Linked DNA regions of Homo sapiens: region 2 is linked to region 1. Evidence: read pairs that join two places in POLR2A ChIA-PET (ENCODE). Cell type or tissue: MCF 10A. All regions are shown on one strand. Each heading gives the region's core, and the rest is flanking DNA. Links, peaks and the distances in the headings are about the cores only. Region 1 overlaps BTBD16 (BTB domain containing 16). Region 2 overlaps PLEKHA1 (pleckstrin homology domain containing A1).

Region 1 (9,143 bases), core at 2,508-7,507:
TTTTGATGTTCAATGTGTTGACTTTTTTCTTCTTTTCAGTTCATTCCTTGTGTGTCCTACTTAATAATCTTGCCAAAGCAAGATGACTATGATTTTTCCTCTATGTTTTCTTCTGGGAGATTTATTGTTTTAGCTCTCACATTTATATTTATGATTAATTTTGAGTTAAGTTTTAAATATATATGTGAGGTAAGGGTTAAGATTCATGTTTTGCATATAGATATCCAATTATTCAGTATGATGTGTTGAAAAGAGTATTCTATTTCCCTTGAATTGCTTTTGGCACCGTTGTCAAACATCAACCATATGTGTGTGTTTATTTTGGGACTCAATATTCTGTTCCTTTAAACCATATTCCTATTTTATACTAATATATTATCTTGATTAGATAATTCATTTTTACTAAGTCTTGACATAAGGTAATGTAAGTTCTCTAGCTTTGTTCATTTTTTTCAAAGTTATTTTGACTACTCTAGCTCCTTTGCACTTTCATATTAATTTTAAAATCAGCTTGACAGTTTTTGTAGAAAAATCTCGTGGAATTTTGATAAGGATTGTCTTCAATGTACAGGCCAATTTGGGAAGAATTTACATCTTAACAAGATTGAGTCTTCTGATCCATGAATATGGTATATCTTTCCATTCATTTAGGTCCGTTTAAATGTCTTTCATAAATGTTTCCTGTAGTTTTGCACAGTGTTTAGAAAATTTATCTCTAAGGCTTTCATATTAACACTATTGTAAGAGGTATTATTTTAACTTTGATTTCTGATTGTTCTTTGCTATTATGTAGAAATACAGTATTAATTTTTTTACATTGACTTTGTATTATACAACCTTAGTAGAACTCAATTGTACTTCTAGAAACTTTTTTATAGATTCCTTAGGAATCTACATAGGCAATCATATCACCTGTAAAAAAAGACAATTTTATTTCTTCCTTTCTATCTGTATGCCTGTTTTTGTTCTTGCCTTATTACACTGAATACAATATTCAGTACATTGTTGATCAGAAGTGGTGAGAGAGTGGACCTTCTTGCCTTGTTCTAGAATACAGGAGGAAATAATTTAATCTTTCATTATTAAATAAAATTTTAACTATAGGTTTTTTATAGATACCCTTTATCATGTTGAGGAGGTTCCTTTTATATCTAGTTTGATGATAAATTTTATCAGGAATAGATGTTTTATTTTATCAAATGTTTAGTTTGCCCTTCTTTTCCTAGTTTCACAGGTGGAAATTTAAGTCATTGGTTTAAGACTTTTTTTTCTAAGTGTTTAGTGCTATAAATTTCCCTCTAATTATTGCTTTAGCTGCATCTCAGAAATTTTGATATGTTGTGTTTTAAACTTCATTCAGTTCAAAATACTTTCTAATTTTCCCTTTGAGTTCTTCTTTGACCTATGGATTATTTAGAACTGTGTTCTTTGTTCTGCAAATATTTGAGGATTTTCTAGATATCTTCCTGTTACTGTTTTCTAACTTAATTCCATTGTTATCAGAGAAAATGCTTTGTATGATTTTAGTTCTTTTAAATTATTGAGACCTGTTTTATGGCTCACAATATGATCTCTCTTGGTAAAAATTTTTTAAAAGTCTTTATGATTGTATTTTATGTCTATTTTTAAAAATTTCAACTTTTATTTCAGATTTAGGGGGTACATGTACAGGTCTGTTACATGGATATATTACATGATGCTCAGGTGCGGTACAATGGACCCTGTCACCCAGGTACTGAGCATAGTACTCAATAGGTAGTTTTCCAGCCTTTGTCTCCCTCCCTCCCCACTCTAGTAGTCCCTACTTTCTATTATTCCCATCTTTATGTTCATGTGTACCCAATGTTTAGCTTCCATTTATAAGTGAGAACATACGGTATTTGGTTTTCTGTTTCTGCATTAATTCACTTAGGATAATGGTCTCCATCTGCATTCATGTTGCTGCAAAGAACATAATATATATATTTTTTAATGGCTGTGTGGGATTCCATGGTATATATGCACTACATTTTCTTTATCCAATCCACCACTGATGGACACCTAGGTTGATTCCATGTCTTTGCTATTGTGAATAGTGCTGTGATGAACATATGCCTGCATGTGTCTTCTTGGTAGAATGATTTATTTTCCTGTGGGTATATACCCAGTGATGGGCTTGTTGGGTCAAATGGTATAGTGCAATTTTCAGTTCTTTGAGAAATCTCCAAACTGCTTTCCACAGTGGCTGAACTAATTTACATTCCCACCAACAGTGTGTAAGTGTTCCCTTTTCTCCACAGCCTTGCCAACATTTCTTACTTTTTGACTTTTTAATAATAGCCATTCTGGCTAATATAAGATGGTATCTCACTGTGGTTTTGATTTGCATTTTTCCGATGATCAGTGATGTTAAACATTTTTGCATATGTTTGTTGGCCACTTGTATATCTTCTGTTGAAAAGTATTTGCTCGTGTACTTTTTCTACTTTTTAATGGAGTTGTTTTTTGCTTGTTGATTTGTTTAAGTTCCTTATAGATTTGGGGGTATTATACCTTTGTTGGATGCATAGTTTTTGTGTTTACTCTGTTGATAGTTTCTTTTGCTGGGCAGAAGCTCTTAAGTTTGATTAGGTTCCACTTGTCAATTTTTGTTTTTATTGCAATTGCTTTTGAGGACAATCACAAAATTTTTTGAAAAGACTGATATCCAGAAAGATATTTCCTAGGTTTCTTCTAGGATTTTTATAGTTTTAGGCCTTACATTTAAGTCTTTAATCCACTTGGTAAATGTTTATTATGTTTTTAGTATCTATAGAATTTGTTGTGATGGCCCTCTTTTCATATCAGATATTGATAATTTGTATATTTCTCTTCTTTCTTTCCTCGATCAGCATTGATAGAGGTTTATTTTATTCATTTTTTTAAAAAACACCTTTTGACTTGACACACCTGTTGATATTTTTCAATTGTATGTTTTCTATTTCATTAATTTTTCTCTTCGTTATTTCCTTCTACTTTCTTCAAGAATTGATATTCTTTTTCTAACCTCTTGAAATGGGTATTTAGATATCTGATTTCCAGGCTTTCTTCTTTTCTGATTTAGAGCTATACGTTTCCTTTAACTGCATCCCACGAGTTTTGATATAATATGCATGAGTATGGTGTATTGGGTCAGGAGTGGGGGTGGCTTTATCGGACATTCTAGTAGGAGACAGGTGGGTGGAGAAAGTGAGGAGGCCTAGGGAACAGTTGCCACTCTCTCCATGAGGGGCAAAGGGTCTGAGCTCTGGTGATATCAAGAAGATGGAGTGGAAAGAGTGTCCATAAGAACAAATATGGTAGCAAGAGAATTAATTATTCATCTGGTTCACCTAGCTAGAGAAGGAGATGAAAGAAGATGTGAGAAGCAGCCCATTGCAGTTTGGAATCCACGGTGATTTATACAGAAATATGGCACCTGTGGAAGATGATCTTATTTTGGATTAATTATGGTGAATTTAGAGAGATCAACTCGTTTATCAGGAGCTCAGGGGTTTGGTGTATTTCAGAAGCCATCTTGCTAGAGTGATCCACTGTGCCTCCACACTTGGCTCAGTTATCCCCAAGGAAACCCTCCAAGAGTACCCTCTCTCCCCACAGTCTGATTCAGATGCTCAGTCTCTGGGCTCCATAGTATTGCATGCCCATCTCTGTAAGCTTTCTCACTTGTAAATAAAATAATTATTGGGATTATCTGTTCCTAAGCATGGCTCCCGCACTGGCCATTTGCAGCAAGGGCTGTGTCTTACTCCCTTTACCCTCCCAGTCCTCAATCTTTCATTAAAGAACAGCTTCTAGCTGTTGACTAAGTACTGAATGAATGGTGCTTTGAATGTTCTTTAATGGTGGTTTTAACCTCTGAAATATTTCACTTTAACTCTGAAAATTACTCTAAATTGCATGTCAGGTACACAGTGTAAGAAGGAATATAGTGACTTTCTGGCCAGTTGTTTAGTGTTAAATGGAAACAAGTGTCATGTTTACAGAGTGATAGCTTGAAGTGCACAAAGCATGGGCTGGTTTCAGTCCTGCTGGGTATGGATTTGATCTTGATTTGCAACTTTCTCCCTCCAGCCTTAGGCATTACGGTGTGTGTGCTACATTTCAAGTGGAACAGTCTTCTCAGGGCCTAGGGATGACTCTCCAGTTGCTTTGTGTATGCTCAGGCTCAGCAGGAGATTGACAAGTAGCTTCTTGTTGCTTCTTATGTGTCCTTTTATGGTATGTGGGACAGGGCTGGATCTGAATGACTGCTAGAAGGGTGGAGAATTCAGTCCTCAATCAGGTGAAATTGGTCAGTATTATTAGAAGCAGAAAATGTCTTCCCACCTTCAAAAACCCTTCTGCAGGAGGATAGTGTAGAACTCTTCTTGTGATTATACTAATTGAAATGAGTGGCAGTTTGGGAGCTACAGGACAGCAAAATGCATTCAGTTCATGTCAGTTTGTAAATTACTCACTTTACTAAATCAAAGAAGGTCGATGCTGGAAAGTGCCTTAGAGATCATCTGGTCTCACCCTTTCATTTTGCAGTTGAATAAGCTAAGGCCCAGGGATAATGAGGAGGTTACTTAGGCTCCTTTTGCAAATTGATGGTGGTCCTGGGGTTGACCTTGGTCTTCTAGGTCTTCTGACACTCTTAGCTCTTAGGATCAAGGGCAAATCATAACAGACATGTAATTCTAATCCTTAGCTGATTTATAATCACTAAATAGGTATCTCTCAGACACTGAAGGGTAGATTCTGGCAATGAGCTTCCACCTCACCAGAGGGAAGTAATTTGAATGTAGCCAATGAAGCCAATTCCCATATGATCCCAACTTCTAGATTCCCCTGATTCTCCAGCTGAGTCTCTTCTTTCCTGTGCCCTACCCAAATCTGACCCAGCCTTTACAGAGCTTGACAAAGCCGGTTCCAGAAAGCCTTCTCTGATCTCACTTGTGCACTGGATGAATTCCTCCTCTTAGCTCCTCTTTGCGGAGAGAAAAAGAGCATGTGCTGGCTGCATGGGTGTGCACTGGTGAACCCAACAGCACCTTCCCCCACCCATTCCCCCCACATACTATTCCCAAGGGACCGCAGGGGGAAACTTTTAAGGAGAGCTTCCCTGCCATGCCCTGTACCATGGGTGCCCTGAGCCCACTGATTTCTTGAGGGCAATGTGCTATGATGCTGTGTCCCCAGGGTGGGCGAGGCCATGTGCCTCTTGTGATTCATGAATGGCATTTGCAGATGTAGCCAGAGTTAGCATGAAACTGGGCAACCCTGGTGTGTCAACACTGATCTCTTTACCAGCACATTAATTTTGAAATATCCCATGAGTCATGGACATTAGGGCCATTAAATTGTTCTCTTTTAGAATAGCTCAACAAAGCCTTGTGCAGGGAGGTTGGTATATTCTGGGTCAAGAGGATTTCTCATTATCTGACGTTCATGCTTCTTGCCTTGTTGTGTCTTCTCTTGCTCTGAGAGGTGATGACTCTGCTCCCCTTTAACTTGGATCTCTGGAACCTGAGTCTCTCTTGTTCTCAAGGTCCCTAAATATTATGCTTAGTTCTTACTAACTTTCCACTTCCGCCATGTTGCTTCTTGGCTTCCCAGGCATATTGAGAAGCACCAAAACATACCTTCAACAATAAGCATGGAGAAGTGGAAGGAGCACAAGAGTCTGGGTGTAGGAGTTTCTTAAAAAGGGCAGCTGTGGTTATGATTAGACAGGATTTCCCTTTGTGCTAGGGTCAGGACCATCTTGACAGACAGAAGGACATTGAACTTGGTCTCAGTGAAAAGCTGATAGGTCATGGTGACAGCAGACAGGACCACATGGGCATGGAGATAGTGGCATAGACTGGCCTGTATGTGCAGCAAGTGTGTGTGAGCATGTGCACCAGGGCTGGCCCTACTGGCCTAGAAGATAAGTTGTGGGTGAATGGAGGGATGGGATGATGGAAATGAGGCTGGAAAGTTGGCAGGGACCAGGTCATTCATCCAATTAATTCACCCAACATATTGCAAGTTAAGTGCCAGGCACTATAAAAGACACCAAGAGTACAACAATAAACAATGCAGACACAAACCCTGTCATCATGGAGCTTGCAATCTAGGAGCAGAGACAAGCAATAAATCAGATGTATGTTAGAAGAAGTCAGCCCCGAGTCTCAGCCCCACCTCTGCCATTCACTGCCTGTAGACTTTGGGCAAGCACCCTAAGCACCGTGCATGGAGGTAACAACACACACTCACCAGGACTGATGGGTAGGTCAGCCCTGACTCAAAGAAAAGGCCCAGGACAGCATGTGACAGGGGTTCTAAAATGTGGTGACCTTTGGTAGGTTATGATGTGGGGGTGGCAGCAGGAATTATTGTTTCATTTACCACACTTGAGTGTTAGGAGCCAAGAGGACCATTTCCTGGTTTTGTATATATAGATAGATAGATTTTTTTTTTTTTGAGATGGAGTCTCGCTGTGTTGCCCAGGCTGGAGTGCAGTAGCATGATCTTGGCTCACTGCAACTGCTGCCTCCCATGTTCAAGCAATGCTCCTGCCTCAGCCACCCGAGTAGCTGGGATTACAGGCACCCACCACCATGCCTGGCTAATTTTTGTATTTTTAGTAGAGATGGGGTTTTACCATATTGGCCAGGCTGGTCTCCAACTCCTGACCTCAGGTGATTCACCCACCTCGGCCTCCCAAAGTGCTGGGATTACAGGCGTGAGCCACTGTGGCTGGCCTCCATTTTCTGGTTCTTTGATTTCAGGAGTGTCCCAAGTCTTCTATGCTGAGTTATATTTTGAGAAAAAAAAAAAGCCATTTTCTCTTCTCATTGTGAGTTATTGCCCTAAAATGTGTATTTTTTTCAAACGTTGTCTTAAAATTTAATATGTTAGTTCAGGTGTTTCTCAAATAAGCAAAGTCACTTTTAACCCTAATGTCTTTTTTCAACTGGGGCAAAATATGCATAGCATGAATTTTTCCCATGTGAACCATTCTTACGTGTTCAGTTCAGTGGCGTTAAGTTTATTCGCATTGTTGTGCAGCCATCTCCAGAACTTTTCCATCTTCCCAAACTGAAACTCTACCCATGAAACAACTCCCATTCCCCTTCCCCAGCCCCTGGCAGCCACCGTTCTACTTTCTGTCTCTACGAATTTGATGACTCTAGGTACCTCATAGAGTAGAATCATCCAGCATTCACCCTTGCGCCTGGCTTACTGCTTCCAGGTTCATCATGCTGTAGCATATATGTATGTTAAGGCTAAAATCTGAAGTGCTTGGACTATCAGAGCTGTGGGCCTGATACTCGCAGGAAGGGTGGAAGGCTCCAGCAGATGACAGGGTAGAGGAAGTGAGAAAGTTGTGGCGAAGAGCACCTCTAAAATACAATATGTACCCATCAGAGGGAGACTTGTCCCCAGGTACTGTCTTTCCGAGTCTATGGGAGATTTGTCCCCAGGGTCTGGCAAGTAGGACCCAGGGCCAACCTGGATGTATCTTTCAGTAGCAAGGAACTGTGAACTGTCTTCCCTAGAGGGGTCATGCCCCAGGGTTTCTCAGTGAACTTTGGGAGGCATAGACCATCGCCTGAAGGTGTCTCAAAAAAATAAGTGCTAAACCAAAAGAGGTCTTTGCACAAACAGAGCGCAGTACCAGGGAAACCATGCCAGTCTTTGAGTCCACCAGTGTAGCCAAGCACTGTAGTCCCCAGACTTAGCAGCTGCTTGCTCCCTCCCATCTTACGTGACACCATGTGAATGTACTCACCACTGGACCAGAGAGGAGCAGGTGCCTCCGCTCCCAGACAGTTAAGTGGCGCCAAGTAAAATGGAAAATGTGCTGGACTAGCCCTGAGTGGCCTGTGTAGGACACTGGCTCTAAGACAGTGGACCTTGCTAGGCTCCCAGAGCCGGGTTATATTGATCAGTTCTGAGGGTGGACCACAACCCTTAGATCCTTTGAGATTTCAGGAAATCAGAAGCTGAGGACACCACTTTCTATCTTTGAGGTGGCCCATAACTTGGGTGATTTGGAGGGTGGCAATGATGATGAATACCACCAGGAACAATTGCCTGCATTTGATGCTGCTTGAGTCCATTCACTTTCCCTGGGGCGGGAGGACAATGGTGGTGCTTATAGATGTTGAGGACTCACTGGGAGCCAGCAGCTGGCCCAAGCCCTTCCCAAACACTGTCAGCTTTACTCCTCCCTTCTCCCCAAGGCACCACCTGTGGCTACTGCTCCCACTTGACAGAGGAGAGTGAAGCTCTGAGAGGCCCGGTCACAGGACTGTGGCTGGCTGGGCTGGGACGGGACCCTGGTCTGCCTGCCTCGGGGGTCCCAGCTTGGTTGGATGATGAGATGACTCATGGCCTCTCCATGTCATCCACAAAAGTGGGCATCATTGCCACTTCCCAGAGGCCCCAAGGGGTCATAAAGTCCAACAAGCTGTCTCAACAAAGCTGTTTCCAAATCCTCTGGGACAGGATGGCTGTCCAGAGAGGCCCTGGCTGAATGGCCTTCGAGTCTGAGTGCCTCTCAAAGGGAGGATCAGGGTCTCGGTTCCTCTTGCCCCTGCCAGCAGCCTTGCCATGCCAAGGCACATCAGCAGAACCGGCGTCTGGAGCTTCCTGGTGGAGGGCAATGCTTTCCTCCAGATGGGGCCTTTCCTTTCTGGAACTGAATCTGTATTTCAGCCACAGCTCCAGCCGGGGCCCACTGCTTAGGGCAGCACCCGGCTGTGGAGCGCTGGCCATAGGTGCTGGCTTGTCCCCAGAGCACTGGGCAAGGCTAGGGAGGACGGCGTCAGCTTGGCCCCTTCTTGCCCCTTGGAACCTGCTGCCCAGCCATGATGACGCCTCAGCTGTTCCTCCATGACATGATGAAAAATAGGCAGAAGAAGGAGGAGGCTCAGATCATCTGAGGAAAGGAAGTGAGCGAGTGTTATTTGTCCCACGAAGATGTCAGTGTTTTCAGGGCACAGGCACCGCACCCACCAGCCCCGGCTCCACTTACCCTCGGTAATGGAGGGCTGGTTCCAGAACCAATAGTTCTGCACTCCTGAAAGCATCCGCCTGACCTTATTTATGGCTGCTCTGTCCACCTCCAGAGACAGGCACAGGGTAGATAC
Region 2 (9,143 bases), core at 503-5,502, 96 kb after region 1:
TCAAAGCCTGGGTAGCTAGAGAGGGATGAGGTTTAATTTATCGCATCTCTAAGGGAAGTAATGAGATTTTTCACTGCTTGGCATGTCTGATTGTGGGTTCATATCAGGGTAATTAAGTGGTGACTAACATTTGACATTCTTAGAAACACAAGTCTTATGTCTGTGTTCATCTCTGGTAGATGAAAAACTGGAAGAGAAGATATTTTCAATTGGATGAAAACACAATAGGCTACTTCAAATCTGAACTGGTATGTTGTTACGTCATAAATGTTGCTATAAGAATGTTTGAAAAGTGTTGCAATGTAGTGATTATATATAATTTCTTGTACTGTTCTGTAGTTTCAGAATAAGTCTAGTTTTTAGAGGTAAATATAGTTTATTTGGTTGTGATGCTTTTGGTTAATGATATTTTTCTTAAATACATTTTTAAGTAAAAAGATCCTATCTTCAAAGCAGCATTCCACCTTGAAAGATCTGAAGATCTCAGAATCCTCTAGTCTATAAATTTCCTCTAAAGGGGCTGTCCTCTTGGGGGGTTAGCCCCACGTGGAGTAGGGAGAGAAGGGCATCCACATGGGGAAGGGGTGGTGGCAGAGATGGGAGAATGGTCACATACACAGTGATTTATAAAATCAGGAACTATATTAAGTATAATAGAAGCCAAGTCTTTTCAGAGAAACAATACTTTTTGGTGAATGAATGTATATCTGTATATATGATGAGGAATGAGATATTTACATAGTTTCAAAGTACCTATCTACTAAAATAGGTATTAAGTATTGTACAAGGGGAAAAAGAGTAACATTACAGTGAGGAAAGTGGTGTAAAGAATTCTGTCTGTAAAAGTCAATATTTAACCCTCTGTATTTCTTTCTCTTGAGATTTTCTTTACCTATTTCACATTGACTCATAAATCACTTCACATAAGATGTTTTTATCTTCCCTGAAGGTAGAATCAGAAATTGAAATTCCCTCTTCGCCTTGTTTGAGTTGCATCCTTATTTAAAATATTGTAGGGTGATCTGAGTCCTGAAATAGCTTATTGGAGACATTGAATGCAATTCTGTAGTATAAATGTCTATCCTACGTCTTCTTTTTGTATGGGATCTTTGAGAAGGGAACTTATACTTTGTTTGAATGAAGTCACCAGAACAGCATTGTCCATTAGAACTTTCTGCACAAATGGAAATGTGCCGTATCTGTATTGTCCAAGGGCACTAGCTACATGTAGCTGTTGAGTGCTGGAAATGTGGCTAGTGTGACTGAGGAACTGACTTAATTTCATTTTAATTAATTTATATTTACATCATTACACACAATGGCCACTGTATTGGCCAGCAGAGCACTAGTGTATAGGAAGGGGATATTTTAAGATTCACCTCAGGAGTCAGCTCTTCTGGGAAGCTTTTAGACTCTGGGTTAAGTGTCTTCTCTTTATATGCCCTGTGGTACCCTATGCATACTTGTATCATAATGCTCTTCCCAGAGTTTTGCAATCACGTGCATTCTTGTCTTTGCAACTAAATTAAATGAGCTTCTTAAGGGTAAAGACTCTTGTAGTCTTTTATGATCACAGGGCCTGGCACTTGATAGACAATAAGTGTCTTTGAATGAATGAAAAATGGCATAGCATAGCAAGAAATGCCATTTTAGTATGGGGCTTTCTCAAAGCTTAAGAGCCTCAACTGGAAGTAGTAGTTACTTGGTTCAGAAAGTACCTGCCTTGTTGTCTCAGGAGGCTATCCTTGTGCTTGGTTAGCAGGTTGTCTCATAGATTTTATTTAAAGCCAATACTCCCGGGAAGAGTCATTCATGCAGCAGACATTCATTGAGCTCTCCATGAACCTGGTGCACTGTTCTGGGAACTGAAAATAAAAGAGAATAATTAGCAAAGTTCTCTGGCCTTCAGGAGTTCAGTTTTGGTGGGGAAATTGACGTGTGCCCCCATCATCAACAGTAGTTTTAATAATTAGGAATATTTTTAGTATTTAGAAATTGCAGATAAAGCTGAAAACCTTTAAAGGTCAGTAATTATAACTATACTTAAGTTTTCCTAATTTTACGGAGTATAGTTTATCTCCTATGGTAGTTCTTTGTTCTTCCTCTCAAATTTCACAGAATAATGCCCAGCATACAGGTTTTCAAAACTTAGTATTTCTGTAATAGTTCTTGTTTCAGCTCCCCCTCCCCCAGTTTTAACATTTCTGAAATCTTAGCAGTATGTCTTAGAGTTGCTAAGGACGAGGGGCAGCCAGGCTGCAGCTGTGCTGTAGTTGACTGCTTGCCATATGCACAGTACCTTTGGGTAAAATCCAGAAGACACCGGCATCAGCATGTGCAGAAAAGGGTGCTGGCAGCTTGGGAGGAAATCTCAGGGACACCATGAAACATTCTTAAATACTGCATCACCAACACTCTTTTTGGCACAAAGAATGGCTTGGAGTGAAAAATATGGACATTGGTGGCTCCAAGTCAAAAAGTGATTCAGAAGATCTGGAATCTGAATGTGAAATCTTAAAAACTATAACCAGTTTATCTTGTCTATATTTTTCTTTTTTATATATGCTCAAGAATAATATATGATAAAAATGTTTAAAGTGTAAATGGGCTCTTTTATAAAACCTTTTCATCATGGAAAAGTGTAAACATACCCTTTTAGTAGATAGAAATAATACATGGAACCTGCATATACCCATCACCTAGATGTCATAATTGTTAACACATGGCTCAGCTTGTCTTGTTTCTTCTGTTTCACCACCCACTTCCTGCTTCATATTTTGAGGCAAATCCTAGATGTCTCCCATTTCATCTGTAAATATCTCAGTGTGTATCTCTAAAAGATCATTTAAAAATTTTAAAAATAAGTATAAAAGACTTAAGTGCACAGCCGAAAAATTGGTGAAAATATTTGCAACATGTATTAGAGATAAAACTTACAAGGAATCTTAAAAACTGAGGGGATTTTTCCTCACCTACTTTGCTCTCTTTTCCTTCCATCAATCTGAAATGACTCAGACTCTAATTTATTAGGTGAGGCAAAGCAACATAGGCATCCAAGAGGAACCAGTGTAGCTTTGTGTGGGTGTCAGAGCCCACGCAGGACAAGGAGGCTGTCCTCTTGGGGGGTTAGCCCCACGCGGAGTAGGGAGAGAAGGGCATCCACATGGGGAGGGGTGGTGGCAGAGATGGGAGAATGGTCACATACACACTGATTGATAAAATCAAGAACTATATTAAGGATAATAGAAGCCAAATCTTGTCAGAGAAACAATACTTTTTGGTGAATGGATGTATATCTGTATGTATGATGAGGAATGAAATATTTACATAGTTTCAAAGTACCTGTCTACTAAAATAGGTATTAAGTGTTGTACAAGGGGGAAAAGAATAACATTACAGTGAGGAAACCTGGCAGATACCACTTTACTCAGGTGGTCAGATGATTAAAGTGAATGTCATTGGTAATGAGGTAAATTGAAATCACCTGACAGGATAGTGGAAGACGAAGACAGCATCACTTCTGTGAAATCCCTGCCCAAGGTATGTAATCAGAATCCCATCATGAGGCACACCCAAATGAGGGACATTCTACAAAATAACTACCTTGCAATCTTCATAGAGTGAAGATTATGAAAGTCAAGGAATAATGAGGAACTGTTCCAGACTGAGGGAAAGAAAATATTTGACAAGCAGATGGTATTCGTGCTTCTGAACTGAATTCTTTTGCTCTAATAAAAGACATTTTGGGCACAGTTTTCTGATTCTGATGATTGTATTGTGATTATGTAAGAGAATGTAGGAAAAGTATTCAGGGGTAGTGTGGGACAGGTCAGCAACTCACTCTGAAATGGTTCAGGAAAATCAGTTCTTTATGCTGTATTTTCAATCCTTGTATAAATTCGTGTTTGTTTCAAAGATTAAAAAAAGAGAGAAAATGGAGGGGAAAATACCTGGTAGGCAAATGAACAAAAGACATGAATAGGCAATTCATTTAAAAATTAAAATAGGTCTTAAAATATTTAAAAAAATTCAGCATCACTGATAATTAGAGAAATGCAAATTAAAACTGCAATGAAATATTCTCATCTGTCATGAGAAGGTTGTGGCTGAGTTAAGAGATTGGCAAATCCCCACCCACCCTGCCCAAAAGCAACTGTAAATGCCATTCTGTAAACAAAAGGAATCAGGAACCCTTGGTGATGTGACTGATTTCAGAGCTGGGGCAGATAAAGTACAAGCTGAGCTCAGAAAGTGAAGTTGTGCCAGAGGATAAGGAAGTGGCTCAGAGAATGAATGGAACATGTCAAAAGGACACAGAAATTACCTTGAAGGAGCTGACCAAAATGCAGACAATTTAAACAACAAAATAAGTAATGATAGTAATGGAATATAACCCATAGAATAAAAATGAGTCATAAATAAATAAATGGAGAAGGAAAAATATTTCCTTAGAGTAAAATTCTATTTAATATATGTAGATGGATTGATGGGGTTAGAAAAATCACCATTTGGCAGCCACTAGTAATGGTTTCAGGCAGGAGTTTTCAGGGTTTGATAAAACTAGTTGCAAAATTATGATGGGAAACCTGGTATTACTATAGGTTCCAGGTATCTCCCCACAAGATACTTAACAGTGACAAAGGGAAAAAGTAATTTTACAGCTACTGGCAAACATGACCTTAAGCAACAGATCAGGGTTAACACACCAGTGACAGGACAAGCCACCATCGGGTGTGTACCTCCTAATAGTGGTCCACTGAGAAGAACAGTGTCATGTCTGTGGCTTCCTGTCAAAAGTGTATAAACTGAATCTCAGCACGAATAACAGGCAAACCCAGACTGGGAGGTGTTCTACAAAAATAACTGGCCTGCACTTCTTTAAACTCTGAAAAACGAATGAAGAACTATTCCACAGTTAAAGGCGACATGACAGCTACATACATGGTATGATCCTGGATTTAACTCTGGATCAGAAAATGGTTTTTGTGCTGTAAAGAATACAGGTAGGGCAATTAATGAAATCTGAAGATGGTCTGTAGATTATAGTATTGCATCAGTGTTGAGTTTCCAGTTTTCATAATTGCACTGTGGTTATGCAAGAGCACATCCATGTTTTAGGAAATACACACTGAAGCGTTTAGTAAAGGTACATCATATTTACAACTTAACCTTCAAGCATTTCAGGAATCTATATATATACATATACTCTGTCACACACATATATAAACATAAACAGATAATGATAAAGCAAATGTAAAATATCAACAGTTTAGAAAACAAGGTGTAGGTTATGCAGAAATTCTTTGTACTGTTTTTCTCAGTCTCTTATTAAGTGTGAAATTATTTCAAAATTAAACTATTTTGTAAAACTTTTTAAAAAAGATCTATGATTTTTTTTTTTTTTTTTAAAAAAGCACTCCCAGCTGGGCGTGGTGGCTCACGCCTGTAATCCTAGCATTTTGGGAGGCCAAGGTGGGCAGATCACCAGAGGTCAGGAGTTTGAGACCAGCCTAGCCAACATGGTAAAACCCCATCTCTACTAAAAGTACAAAAATTAGCTGGGCGTGGTGGCAGGCGCCTGTAATTTCAGCTACTTGGGAGGCTGAGGCAGGAGAATTGCCTTGAACCCAGGAGGCGGAGGTTGCAGTGAGCCAAGATCGTACCATTGCACTCTAGCCTGGGCAACAAGAGCGAAACTCCATCTCAAAAAAAAAAAAAACAAAAAAAACAACAACACTCTGTCATGGTTTAGTTTTATTTTTGGTGCTACATAAAGTAATGGTATGTCTTAATCTCACGCTGTCATATTCAATGAAATATGTATATTGTATTTTATGGAATGTATACTAGAAATATGCTATTAGGAACCAGTTTTATATTTGTATCTTATATCTACTTTGTAACCTTGGGTGAGATACTTAACATGTCTAATCTGCAGTTTCAGCACATGAATAGTAGTACATGTGTTGTAGGGTTGGGGAAAGTGTGAGATAAAACATTTAAAAGCTAGCAGATGTCTCAGCACTTAGTAAACATTCAATTTTGTATTTATATAAAAGTGATATTTGTAAAATCACAAATTTAAGTCAAAGAAGCAGGATGTGCACTTGCTCTGCTGCCTTGTATATCAAAGTGACATTCCAGAAAAGGAGATGCTGTGCATACTGGTACGTGGGTCCGTCGGGGAAAGTCTGATGGCTAATAGCTTTTAATTAGTTACACTGCCCTTAAGGCCAGAAATAATGTGAATAAGGGCCGTATGCAGTTTTTCTTGTTTCAAACAACAGTGTATATAAGGTTATAGTGTTTGAGCTATTCAGATGCTGGATGGTTTAAGAAGGTAGATTTATTTCTGAGATGTGCTTCAGAAAAGAAGTGTGATTTTCACATGGGTCTTCAAATAAGACAGCTAACCTTTGAAAGGATTTTAAGAATAAACATCATGTAACTGTTTTTTTTTTTTTTTTTTTTTTGCCAGGAAAAGGAACCTCTTCGTGTAATACCACTTAAAGAGGTTCATAAAGTCCAGGAATGTAAGCAAAGGTAAGGAACCGCTCTGACTTGATGCCTGGCACAAGTTATAAACACAGAATAGTGCCTTAGTTTGAGTAATGTACTTACAGATTACATTTTTCCATATTAATTGTAGTTATTTTTAACTCTTTATAGTTGAGATACACTAGAATTTTCAAAACCCTCAGAGTAAAGTATTGAACTACTTTGTTCATTTGAAAACTAAAAATTAGGAAAGAATCGTTTATTTGTTTCTTTGAAAACTAAAAATACAGAAACAGCTTACTAATGGAAAGGAATAAATTTAATGTGAACAACTTATGGTTAGGCCATCAGATTTGACAAATTGATGTATTAAGTGTTTAAAAGATGCAGTAGAATAGAGCTTCACAAGAAAATGTGTTAGCTGTGACAGTGTTTCACCAAACTGATTACTAAAAACTCTGAACTTTAAAGTTGCTTTGTGAACTTTTTCTAAAAGTGAAACTACATGAAATATGTAAAATCTTACATTAAAATAAATGGGAAAAGATAATTTGGGTTTGCTAAATCAGTGCTTTACCTCATTTATTTATTGACGCATACTGGGTACTGGGTAAACAAATGAAAGAGAAACTCAAACAACTGCTATTTAAGTATAATTGGATTTTTTTTTCATACAGCGACATAATGATGAGGGACAACCTCTTTGAAATTGTAACAACGTCTCGAACTTTCTATGTGCAGGTAAGATGCTTATTTGGCAATTAATAGATCCTCCTAAAAAGAAATTAATAATATTAGAGGTGAAATAAACATAAACAAGCTTGTTGCACTTGAGGTTAAAAAAATATGACAACTGTAATTCACCAGCTTAATAAAAGGGTACTGTATATAGAGTTATTGGTGGGGTTATATGTTCAGGAAGTGGGAGTATTTGTTATGAATTAGTGAACTAGAACTAAGTATTTAGAGAAAGGGAAATGCTTTTAATTTAGATGTTAAGTGTGTACTTTCAAGTTGGATTATTTTTGCACATGTTTTAGAATTTTGATTTTTCTATTATATCATTTTTTGGTAACCTTATTAAAAAAACCCATAGTAAAAGTAGACAGTAGATTTATATAGTTTCACTAATAGTAGGCATCCTGTATTTAAGTTTAAATTGTACTTTTTGCATACTTCATTGAATTATTTAAATGGAAAATTTTAAAAAAAGATTTGGGCCGGCTGTGTTGGCTCACACCTGTAATCCCAGCACTTTGGGAGGCCAAGGCAGGCACATCGCTTGAGTCCAGGAGTTCGAGACCAGCCTGGGCAACATGGCAAAACCCCATCTCTACTAAAAATACAAACATTAGCCAGCCGTGGTGGTGTGCAGGCTTGTAATCCTAGCAACTTGGGAGGCTGAGGCACGAGAATCGCTTGAACCCAGGAGGTGGTTACAGTGAGCTGAGATCGTGTTACTGCACTCCAGCCTGGGTGACAGAGACCCTGTCTCAAAAAAAAAAAAAAAAAAAAAATCAAAAAGGGATGATTTGTTTTTGTTTTATTGAAGTTAAATATGCTTATTCCAGAAAACTTGGAAAATATAGAAAGATTTCAGAAAAATGTGGCTTATAAAACATTCAGTCCCACATTGAGGCAACCATTCTTATGATTTTGCTCCCTTTCTTAAGGTATATATTTTTATAATAGGTGGGGTCATACTAAATATAGTGTTATATCCTATTTGTTTCATATATTGTTATTTTTTTCCCATGTCATTAAAAATTATCTGAAAACCTTTTAGAACTGCACCATACTCCATTGATGTTCCACCAGTAAATTGTGTCTGTATTACTCTGTTGCTGTATTGTGTCTGTGTTACTCTGTTCATGTGCATAGTTTTTGTACATTTACTGTAATAAAATGATGAAAAACATCTTTGTGCATTACTTTGCCTGATTTCTTTAGGGTAAGTTTCTAGATCGAGATTAACTATCAGAGCATGACCCTTTCTATTTTGTCAAATTGATTTCTAGAATTGTATTTCCATTAGTAATGAATGAAGTATACTCTACCTTTGGCTACTTGTATTTTTTTTTTTTTTTAGTCTTTGTTAATATTACTTATTCAAAAATATTCTGCATTTTAAACTTTTTCATATTTCTAGATTCTAGAAGTGTAAGGGATTCTAGAATCTAGAAACAAGAGGCAGTATCTCTGCACCCCGATTGGGGCCTTATTTAATTGGATTAATTTCATAGTAAGGTTTAAAATTCACATTGAAAGCCAGACGTATCTGTCAATACTTATTGTAGGATTTAGGGTACTACTAGAAATTATTTCCAGAAAAATATGTAAAAGAATGTCAGAATTTTTAAAAATTACACAACTACATAAATATTCTTGTAGCAGATTCAGACAGTGTAGCAGTAGGTAGAGTGAAATAAGAAGGGTTTTTCTTGGACTTCCTCCTCTCCTTGTTTTCTGTCTGGAGGTATTCATTATTGACGCCTGTTGATGGGTCTGATCTTGACATTGAAGTGCTCAATTTATGTCTCTGTGTAGTTAAGACCTAGCAAAACCTGGCTTTAAAAAAATGATTTCTAAATTTTTTGGAAACAGTTGCCTTAGAGTGATTTTGTTGATGACAGTATTTTAAGTTA

Evidence for each region. Peaks named below come from ENCODE experiments on the same cell type or tissue, not always from the same donor. Only the 100,000 strongest peaks of a DNase experiment are listed, where the experiment ranks them.
Region 2: POLR2A ChIA-PET joins it to region 1 with 10 read pairs; 4 of 35 experiments call an interaction of 5 or more read pairs at or near these places.

The regions. Positions count from the first base shown.
Region 1 is chr10:122,319,226-122,328,368 of GRCh38, forward strand. All of the region lies in intron 10 of BTBD16 (BTB domain containing 16), which reads left to right. Among named protein-coding and RNA genes, the nearest start is that of PLEKHA1, 51 kb to the right of the region's middle. In MCF 10A, for the core only: no CTCF peak of the experiment used is centred there; a DNase peak (open chromatin) is centred at 5,326.
Region 2 is chr10:122,417,721-122,426,863 of GRCh38, forward strand. It overlaps PLEKHA1 (pleckstrin homology domain containing A1), which reads left to right. Exons shown (of 12, transcript NM_001001974.4): 8 at 180-248; 9 at 6,479-6,543; 10 at 7,176-7,239. Among named protein-coding and RNA genes, the nearest start is that of MIR3941, 5.3 kb to the left of the region's middle. In MCF 10A, for the core only: no CTCF peak of the experiment used is centred there; a DNase peak (open chromatin) is centred at 2,401.